Regions from separate parts of the Homo sapiens genome. Here region 1 is linked to region 2. Evidence: read pairs that join two places in POLR2A ChIA-PET (ENCODE). Cell type or tissue: A673. All regions are shown on one strand. Each heading gives the region's core, and the rest is flanking DNA. Links, peaks and the distances in the headings are about the cores only.

Region 1 (5,371 bases), core at 189-5,188, 220 kb before region 2:
TTTTGTTTTGTTTTGTTTTGAGACAGAGTCTCATTATGTCACCCAGGACAGAGTGCAGTGGCACAATCATAGCTCACTGCAGCCACAAAGTCCTGGCTCAAGCAATCATCCTGCCTCAGCCTCCCCAGTAGCTGGGATTACAGGCACATGCCACCACGCCTGACTACAATTTTCTTTTATTCAGCATTTTCCAAATAGTTGCCAATGAACTTGTCATATTTTTTGTCATCAAGAAAAAGTTATTTATTTTTCTGAGACAGGGTCTCATTCTCTTGCCCAGCCTGTAGTACAGTGGTACGATTATAGCTCACTATAGCCTCAGTCTCCTGGGCTCAAGCAATCCTCCTACCTCACTCAGCCTCCCGAGTAGTTGGTAACACAGGTGCAGACCACCATACCTCACTAATTTCTTATTTTTTGTAGAGATGGGGTCTCACTATATTGCCCAGGTTAGTCTCAAGTTCCAGGGCTCAAGCAATCTTCCCACCTCAGCCTCCCCAAGTGCTGGGATTACAGGCATGAGCCACCACATCCAGCTACTTTTTAAAAAAGTAATATTATATCAAGTTTCCCAGAGCAATTAAATTCCACCCTGCCCAAGTCTCTGGCCCATGGAGCAAAGGTTCAGTGTGGGAAAGCTCTGTGGAAAGCAGCCATCTTGGATAAGCCAGTTGCCTCCCCACAGGAAAAGGAAGGAGCTTTCTCCTTGCCTGGCCAACCAGAAGTCGTAAAAGGATGCAACTTATTGATGTGGGCTAAATCAGAAATCCCCCACCCAACAGCAGGGGCACCAGTTTAGAGCAGGAAAGGAGAGGGGAGCCAGTGCTGAGTTGAATGGTGAGAGTTCTAAGGGTGATGGAAACCCAATCGATGTCCACAATGTTCCCCTGGCACTGAGGGGAGTGGGCATGAGTGAGTTGGTTCAGGGATCAGGACCTCTCAGACCTTGGCAGGAGGTGAACTGGTTTATTTCTACTAAGAGGTGAGGGCAGGGGCAAAGCCTGGGTCTCCTGTCTCTGAAAGAGTCTGGGGTCACCTGAGGGCTGTGGCTGGGACTCATTCATCTCTGCATCCCTGCATCTGGGCACCCAGCCCTGGCACCAAGCTACACTGCTTGTTTTTCTTTCCTGAAACGTACTATGCAGTCTTACCTCCGGGCCACTGGACTTAGCTCTCTCTCTTCCCAAAACACCTTTCTCGCATGTCTTCATATAGCTGGCTCCTTTCTGTCATTCAAGTCCACTATTCCCCTGGTTCCTCTTCAAAGTGTCCTGCCTTCCCTCATCACCACAGGTGAGGAGTCCCTGGGGCACTCTCTATTGTGTTACCTTTGTGTATTACCTTCAAAGCCCTGAGGAGTTTCTAAAATTATCTCTGTGTTAGATTGCATAATCCAAAGGTGGCCACTAAAATATCTCCCATTCCACATGCTATTCTAGAACCTCACCACTCCCCCATGAGGTGGAGTCTAATTCCGCCCCACCTTGAATCTGTATCAGCTTGTGACTTGCTTCTGACCCAAGTGACTTTGGAAGCTGGGACAGAAAAAGCAAAGCAGCTTCCACCTAGTTCCCTGGGGTACTTGCTTTTGGAGCTCTCAGTCACTGTGTCAGAATCCGGCTGCCATGCTGTGAGGAAGCCCAAGCCACACGAAGAGGCTGAGTATAGCTGCTCCAATTGACAGCCCCAGCTGACTCCCAGTATTAACAGCCAGACATGTAAATAAGGTTGCCTCCCCACCCATGACTCCAGTCCCCAGCCATCCTGGAGCAGAGACAAGTCACCCCCACTATGCCCTGACCAAATTCCTAACCCACAGAATGTGTGAGCATGGTCAAATATGTCAGCCTTCCATATAGGTGAGTTCCACATCCATGGATTCAACCAACCTCAGATCAAAACTATTGGAAAAAAAAATTTAAAAATAACACAAGTATAAAAAACACACATAAAAACAATACAGTATAATTAGTTACATAGCACTTACATTGTATTGGGTATTATAAGTAATCTAAAGATGATTTAAAGCCTACAGTGTGTGGGTTATATGCAAACACTACACCATTTTATATCAAGGACTTGGCATCCTTGGATTTTGGGATCCAAAGTGGGATCCTGGAACCACTCCCGCCCAGAGACAGAGGGATGGCTCTAGTTGTTTGAAGCAAAACTTAGTAGTTTTGGAGTAATTTGTTACACAGAAGTAGTAACAAGAACAATATTTACTTATTGTCTGTCTCTTCCCACTAAAATGTGGGCTCCATGAAAGCAGGGAACTCTTATGTCTTGGTCCTTCCTGTATCCACAGTGCCCTATACACAGAAGGTACTCAATAATTAGCAGTTGTATAAGTGGAAGAACCTGAATTTGGGAAACAATAGTGACTATGTTGCATAGTTTCTTTTTTTATTTTTTATTTTTTTGTAACAGAGTCTCACTCATTCTGTCGCCCAGGCTAGAGTACAGTGGCGCGATCTCGGCTCACTGCAACCTCCGCCTCCTGGGTTCATGCAATTCTCCTGCCTCAGCCTCCCAAGTAGCTGGGACTACAGGCACACACCATCATGCCTGGCTAATTTTTGTATTTTTAGTGGAGATGGGGTTTCACCACATTGGCCAGGCAGGTCTCGAACTCCTGACCTCAAGTGATCCACCCGCCTCAGCCTCTCAAAATGCTGGGATTACAGGTGTGAGCCAGCATACCCGGCTGATGTTGCATAGTTTCTGATTCATTTAACACAGCACATAGTTATTGTACACCTACTATGAGACAAGCAAGTTGCCAGGGACTAGGGACACTGTGGGTTAGCTTTCTATTCCCGTGAAATCCTATCACAGGGACACTAGTGAGGACTACCAAGAAACGGAAGCCCCCTCCCCACCTCTCGTTATCTGCCTGTCTAAAAGGCTGACTTTTCAAAAACTCTAGAGTTATGATTGCCAAATCCAGCCAGCCCACATCTGGGGGTATATTTAATTATCCCCGGGTGTGGCTCTTTTCCATCCACAGCTCAGTCACTTGTACTCTGGCCTCTCACTATGCGAGCGGATGACTCCAGACAGAGACCATGTGGCAGGAAGGCTGCCTGGTTCTGCACATCTGGCCCCTTCCCGGGGGGTTCCTCCCCAACAGCTGTCCTCCTCGGGCTCCCTCGCCAAACAGAAGGCCAAGCTTTCAAGCTCTAAAAGTAATTCTGGCAGGGGTGCTGCGAGCTGGGAGGGAGGCCTGCGGGATGCGCCTCCAGGTTTAACCACTTAATCCCCAAAGTACCTGCCAAGAACCAGTTAGCATGTCTGGCTGGTGGGCCAGGCTGTCATTAATTCATTAAAGCAGGCTCCCGCTGGCCCATTATCTTCCTTGCCACTGACCACGTCGCCTTATGGGCCTGCGGAGTCCCCCTCTCTCCCCTTCCCCTGCTCCCAAGGCAGGATTCTACCCAGCCCTGGCCCCGACTCCCAGGCAGATTCCTCGGCTCCATTCTCTCTCCCTCCCTGCCCCCTCCCCAGGCACGCTTCTCCCTCCCTCCCTCCCACGCCTCCGCCAGCCAGCACTCACCATAAAGCGTCTTTTGTTCCCTCTCTCCTGTATCTTTGAGTATTGACTGGTTAAATCATACCCATCCTCCTCCAGGCCTCCCCAGCCTCAGAGGAGCCTCCCCTGGGGCTCTGGAAGAAAGGGAATTTCACTTGTACAGGAATTCACTGTGCACCAACCCGGTCTGCTTACTGCCCCTATCTCCTCTTCCCCCGCAAGTCATGGGGTGGGGGGCGCTGTGTGCCCTCAAAGACAGAAGCTGCAGTTCCACTGGGGATCACTTAGGTGGATGCTCTCTGCCTCGGCTTCCCCTTTGAATTAAAAGGAATGACACTGACCATTTCATGACATCCTCTGTTGAGTGAAGTTAAGAGACAGACACTGCACTGGACTTTTTTGAGACAAGAGTCTCACTTTGTCGCCTAGGCTGGAGTGCAATAGTGCGATCTCAGCTTACTGCAACCTCTGCCTCTGGGACTCAAGTGATCCTCCCACCTCAGCCTCCTGAGTACCTGAGACTACAGGTGCACACCACCATGCCCAGCTAATTTTTTTTTTTTTTTTTTGGTACAGACAAGGTTTCACCATGTTGCCCAGGCTGGTCTTGAACTCCTGGGCTCAAGTGATCCGCCCACCTTGGCCTCCCAAAGAACTGGGATTACAGGACTGAACCACTGGCCCGGCCTGCACTGGACACTTTAAATGAATGTTCTCTTATCATTCTCCCAATAACCCTGGAAGGATACAGCTCCAGTTTACAGATAAAGGTGCAGAGGTAATGGTTCTTTCTCAAGGTCACGCTGTCAGCAAATGGCTGGACACTTAAGAGTCTCTTAACCATTATTCTCTCCTGACCCTTCTGGCACTGACTTCCCGGGAGGGCAGGTAGGAGTGGTGTGGAATGGCCAGCAATAATAATGGTAAAATGTTGACTACCTTGGGAAAGAATGATAGTAAATGCACAATAATAATCATGATGGCTCACATGTATATCCACTGTTCTAGAGCTTTCCGTGTATGAATTCATTTAACCCCCTTAATAACGTGCCTATGCACTAAGTCTGGCTGGTGGGCCCCCATTTTTTGCCCCCATTTTACATATGGGAAAACTTAGTCTTGGGTTTTTGTTTCTGTTTGTTATTTTTTTAAAGGATGACTTCTGAGAAAAGTATTGCTGGTTCGCAGTAGAGACTCAAAACAAGTATGCTGGATATATGTATGTGTATATACACATATATGTTTTAAATTATTATTGAGATGGAGTCTCGCTCTGTCGCCCAGGCTGGAGTGCAGTGGTGTGATCTCAGCTCTTCTTGGCTGACTGTAACCTCCGCCTCCCAGGTTCAAGCGATTCTCCTGCCTCAGCCTCCCGAGTAGCTGGGATTACAGGTGTGCACCACCACGCTCAGCTAATTTTTGTATTTTTAGTAGAGATGGGGTTTCACCATGTTGGCCATGCTGGTCTCAAACTCCTGACCTCAGGTGATCCACCTGCCTTGGCCTCCCAAAGTGCTGGAATTACAGGCGTGAGCCAACCTGCCTGGCCTGTATGTTGAAAATATTGATTCTGCATATAGCGGAGCACACCCTTTAAACCTATGGGAATTGAAAGTGGTAGTTCCCACCCTATATGGCTGGCACAGGCCTCCCTCAAACACCTAAGGTACAGCTGTGAACATTCCCCTTTTTCTTTTAGGGTAGGGAAGGTGGAGAGCACCCCATATCCAGCATAGAACGCAACAGACTGTCTTCCTCCGGTGATTTTTCTTTCCCCTTTACTTAACTTACCAGAGCTGGGAAAAAATGAGTTTCCCCAAATTAAATCAAAAGCACAAG
Region 2 (5,371 bases), core at 149-5,148:
TCAGTCCAGAGCATGTGGGGTTCTCGGCATGCGGGAGAGGCGGTTTCTCCCGGCACTGCACTTGGCAAATCCCACTAGAAGGCCTGGTTTTGAGTCTGGATTCCCTACCCAGCAACTAAGTGATCTTGGGCAGTCATTTCCTCTGTCCAAACCTCAGTTTGCCCATCTATAAACTGGCAGCAATAGTCCCACCCTCAAAGGGCTTTTCGGCAGATCAGATGATTGACAAGTGCTCAAGAAAGAGCAGCTGTCACCTCATTCACAGCTGGCTGCGTTTTTTAAGGAGCGGAACTGGTGGCTCAAAGAAGGACACAGCCTGGATGAGACATCTGAGCGAAGTGGCACAGGACGGCTCCAGCACCGAGCTCAGTGCACATGGAACGCCATCCTCCAGGGTCCCGCTCTGTGGCTGCGACAGATGGTGAGATGATGGGGCCCAGGTGAACAGAATGAAAAATACCAGCATGGGCTAGAGCAGGCAGGTGCCTTTGGTTGATCCCCAGCCCTGTGGGAAGCTTCCACAGCGGGCATTCTCCTGCAAGTTTCCCCTGTGAGCCCCCAGAGAGGAGGGCAGGGGAGGCCTGGAAGCCCCCATCCAGTCAAGGCAGAAAGGGTTCCAGAGGCTGGGGGGGTCCCATGATCTGGACCACTTTGTGGATGACTCCAGGCCAGGGTCTCCCCCCGCCCCAGAGCTCAGCATACAGGACTGGTCCTTCCCCCTGGTTTCACGGACACATTCATTCCTCCTCTGCTGAGGAGCCACTGTCTGAGGAGGGAGCCTGAGGTGGGAGGATCACTTGAGCCTTGGAGTTAGAGGCTGCAGTGAACTGTGATTGCACCACTATGCTCCAGCCTGGGCAACAGAGCAGGGCCATCTCAAAAACAAATTAATTTTAAACAATCAATAAAAGTAATTGTTTGAATCATTTTCTTACTGAGGCATGATTTCCATACAATGGAAAACACTTCACTGTTCAGAGACCCTAACAAGGGCAGAGGGCCCTCCCCAGAGGCACTCAGACAATTCCACATCCTATTTCATGGGGTTCATGGACTCCCTGAAGATGCCAGGGGAAAAGCCACAACCTAGCCCAGAGGAAGAGAAAAGGCACGGGGGACTGGCTGGTTGGCTGTTCAGCTTACCAAGCTTTGGCGGACGACAGAACAGTGTGGAGCTGGCTGGTCCACCCTGGCCCATCAGACCCTTCCTCCCGCTATGCTACAGTTGTTGGGGTGCTCCCCTGTCCCCCTGGAACCCCTGAGCTTCTGGAGGGCAGGGACCGCATCTGGTCCACCCTGGTAGCAGAATATGGCAATTGGTGAATGAGCCGAGGCCACCGTCTGAGGCCACTTAAAGACTTTAGAACCAAGAAGTATTACCCAGGGGCGAGAACGCAGTGGAGAAACCAGCGCCACCCCCACCAGCCACGCTTGGCTACGCCAGTCCTCCCTGCCATCTCTAGCTCCTTCTCCAAATGAGATTAGACCAGGAATGGAATCCGACTCTCTTTTTTTCTTTGGAGACAGTCTCGCACTGTCACCCAAGCTGGAGTGCAGTGGCACCAACTCCTGGGCTCAGGCGAACCCCCTGCCTTGGCCTCCCAAAGTGCTGGGATTACAAGCATGAGCCACCGCACCAGCCTGCGACTCTACTTCTCATTATGATGCCTGTGGCCTTGGGCAGGCACCTCCTCTCTTGAGCCTCAATGTCTGCATCTGTAAAATGGGAAACCAACCGTGTTCCTGGGAGGATTCCATCAGCTACTGCGGATACGCTGCCTGGCTCAGCTGAACGTGTGGCAGATGCCACGCGCCCGAGAAACATTAGCTCTTACCATCATGAGGTCTGAACTCTAGGTCTGGAGATTTTTTTTTTTTTTTTCCTTTTCCTTCTGGCAGCTTCTTGGCATCAACATAGACATGCCTGAAGAGCTGTTTTGGAGCCTGAAGGAAAAAACAGACCCTCCACCTTTCCCAGAATCCTCTGTCTTATTATTTCCTTTCCAACTCCAGGAGCAGACACGGATGGGGGGGACAGGAAGTGGGGCCAGCTCAAGGTGGTGAAGGACAACTGACTCAGGTGAATAATTCCCAAGAAGCCCTTCTCTCCGTCAGGTCCCACTTTGTACCTCGGTCCACACACCAGACACCACTTGGCTGCTGTCACCACGGGTGCGTGGGGAAGGTGAGCTCAATCACACCCCCGGGACGCCTTCGCTCGGGCTTTTCATATGAATCTTAACAATCTAGATGTGAGCCTTCTTGGCTCAGAAAAGATTCCTGGGAATACTCGTTTCCGGTTTAAATCAATCAATGAGACTCTAACAGGCAGGGAGAAGGAAGGTGGGCACGCAGACCTGATGATGCCCTGTGTGGCAAGCTGCTGCTCAGGCATATTTTTGGTGGGGCTGGGGAGATGCTGGGAGGGTTGGCAGCCGAGGACAGCTGGTGAGGGTGGCACTGGGTTTTCCAGTGGCTGCCTGTTCCTGAACAATACACCTTGAGTTTTAAAGTCCCCAGGGACTGTGCCCCTTTAACGTGAGCCTCTTATGCTCTCACTGAACCACCAAGTGCATACAAAGGTGAACAAGACACGTTCTTTCTGCTCTAGGGAGCTCCAAGTTTCGAAGGGGTGGCAGGTGACAGAGTTGACAAGTATAACATGGTGTGATGCCTGCTATTGCGGGCTCCAGGAGCGCTGAGGATGGGTGTTTAACCCTTAAAGGTCGGATGGAGAGATGGCTTTCTGGATGGGAGCAGCAGGTAAGCCAACCCCTGAACAATAATGAGCATTCGTTTCATAAAGAGACAGGGTTAACGCTGTGCGCGGTGGCTCACACCTGTAATCCCAGCACTTTGGGAGGCAGAGGCAGGCGGATCACTTAAGGTCAGGAGTTTCAGACCAGCCTGGCCGACATGGTGAAACCCTGTCTCTACTAAAAATACAAAAATTAGCCGAGCATGGTGGCGGGCACCTGTAATCCCAGCTACTCACGAGGCTGAGGCAGGAGAATTGCTTGAACCCAGGAGGCAGAGGTTTCAGTGAGCTGAGATCGCGCCACTGCACTCCAGCTTGGGCAACAAGAGTGAAAATTCATCTCAAAAAAAAAAAAAAAGAGAGAGAGACAAGGTTAAGAGGAAAGGTTTGAGTTTGTTTTTTCTTGTTTTTGTTTTTTGTGAGATGGAGTTCACTCTGTCGCCCAGGCTGGAGTACAGTGGCATGCTCTCAGCTCACCGCAACCTCCGCCACCCAGGTTCAAGCGATTCTCCGACCTCAGCCTCCCGAGTAGCTGGGATTACAGGCGTCTGCCACCGCGCACAGCTAATTTTTGTAGTTTTAGTAGAGACAGGGTTTCACTATCTTGGCCAGGCTGGTCTTGAACTCCTGACCTCATGATCTACCTGCCTTGGCCTCCCAAAGTGCTGGGATTATAGGCGTGAGCCACCACGCCCGGCCTAGACCTTACCCTGGGTGGAGACAGAGAAAGGCTCCCGTACGTAAACACCTGATTGTACACATCAAATGAAAACAGTGCTCCAGGCAGAGGAACAGCTTTTGTGCAAAGGCCTGAAGGTGAGAAAAAATACGGGAGTCTTTTCCTATCCCTTCTTGGTTCCTAGAAATTCAAGTGGCAGCTACACACAGTGAAAGCATGCTGGCAGTAAGAAAGCAGTCTTGGGGCCAGGCATGGTGGCTCATGCCTGTAACTCCAGCGCTTTCAAGAGGCTGAAGTGGGAGGATCACTTTGAGGCCAGGAATTTGAGACTAGTCTGATCAACATGGCAAGACCCCTGTCTCTACAGAAAAATTTAAAATTAGCTGGTGTGGTGGCGCACACCTGCAGTCATAGCTACTGGGAAGGCTGAGGTGGGAGGATCGCTGGAGCCCAGGAGTTCGAGGTTGCAGTGAGCTTGATCATGCCCCTTGCACTCCAGCCTGGGTGAGAGAGCAAGACCCTGCCTCAAAAACTAAAAATTAAAAAAAACTGTAAAAAAAGAAAGTAGGCTTGGGGATCCCATGATCTCCAACTCCTCCACTTAGCAGCTGTGGGACTGCAGGCAAGCTGGTTTACCTCTCTAAGCCTCAGTTTCCTCACCTGTAAAATGGCCCTAACACTGCCTTCCTGGGGGATCATTACTATAAAGAGTGTTATGCAGAGAGCACCAGCGTGGAGCCTGATGCTCAGCAGGTGCTTGGGGAATTATGTTCATTATCACCAGCCTCAGCCTGACCTTCTGGTCCTTTCTGGATGGTGTTCTCAGAAAGGGACCAAGCTGATTCCTCCCCAGAAAGTCAGGGGTCATCTTGGTCCTCAGGGAGGCGGGGGAGTCAGCAGCCCTGTGGGCTCAGTCTGTCCTCTGGCCACCTTACCCTGAGGCTTTTCTCCCTTTTTCTCAGGGAAGATTCCCAAGGGAATGGCCTTGGAGGAAGGGCCCTGCCTGACCCACTGGGTCTCTGGGAGCTGACGTTCCCATGCCAAGCCGATCGTCTCGCACGTAACCTTATCAAATCCACACAATGACTTCAGGATCCAGGTGGGGGTACTGAGGCTCAGAGAAGTAAGATGACTTGCCCAAGGTCATGTAGCTCAGAGAGGTGGGACCAAGACTCAACTCTCAGCTATGGCTCGGAGCGACCAGGACATACAAGAGTGTTTAAAGCATGGTCAATAACAAACCATGTACATGTGTTTGGTCTAACTACTTCATGTATATTAACTCAATCCTTCCCAACAACTTCAAGGGAGGTACTATGACTATGCCCATTTTATAGTAGATAAAACTGAGGCTCAGAGAGCATAAGTGACTTGCCCAAGGTACCTGGCAAGGCCCCTGAAGCCAGGCTCCTGCCACAGCCTGAGCCCTGACGACAGCTGTGTCCTCATCTCATGCATTCTTATTTACTGTTGCTGGCTTGTCCCTGCCACAGGGCCTCTGCATTCGACGTCCCCTCGGCCCGAGATGCCCTTTCCACTGATTTGCACACCCCTGGCTCATTCTTACTTGGATTTCTGTTCCATTATCACCTCCTCAGGGAGGACCTCCGGATCCACCCTAAAGCTCCATTCTCATGCCACCCTGCTATGCCTCGTTCACAGTTTAACACCTGTCGGGCGTTTTGTTTACTGTGTGTCCCCCTCCAGGAACAGCAGCCTCTCCGAGTCATCTCTAAATCCCCAGCCCCTGGTCTATAAATATTTGCTAAGTGGGCAAAAGTGACCGAATTACGCAGTCCCTTTCGGAGGACTGGGGGCAACTTTCCACCTACCTAAAGTTCCACCTGCCTACTCTAGTCTAACCTCAGAACCTCCTCTCCGACCCTCTCCATCTCCCTTGGGTTATGAAGTCTGAGCTCTGGGCAGCAAGAAGG

The links. ChIA-PET counts read pairs that join two places held together with the same protein. Peaks named below come from ENCODE experiments on the same cell type or tissue, not always from the same donor. Only the 100,000 strongest peaks of a DNase experiment are listed, where the experiment ranks them.
Region 1: POLR2A ChIA-PET joins it to region 2 with 7 read pairs; 2 of 35 experiments call an interaction of 5 or more read pairs at or near these places.

The regions. Positions count from the first base shown.
Region 1 is chr12:116,873,135-116,878,505 of GRCh38, forward strand. The region is part of intron 1 of HRK (harakiri, BCL2 interacting protein); the gene reads right to left. Among named protein-coding and RNA genes, the nearest start is that of HRK, 5.6 kb to the right of the region's middle. RefSeq lists a silencer at 868-1,077. In A673, for the core only: no CTCF peak of the experiment used is centred there; DNase peaks (open chromatin) are centred at 3,157 and 3,537; H3K27me3 peaks cover 638 bases.
Region 2 is chr12:117,091,916-117,097,286 of GRCh38, forward strand. All of the region lies in intron 1 of TESC (tescalcin), which reads right to left. Among named protein-coding and RNA genes, the nearest start is that of TESC, 4.8 kb to the right of the region's middle. In A673, for the core only: no CTCF peak of the experiment used is centred there; no DNase peak of the experiment used is centred there; H3K27me3 peaks cover 2,707 bases.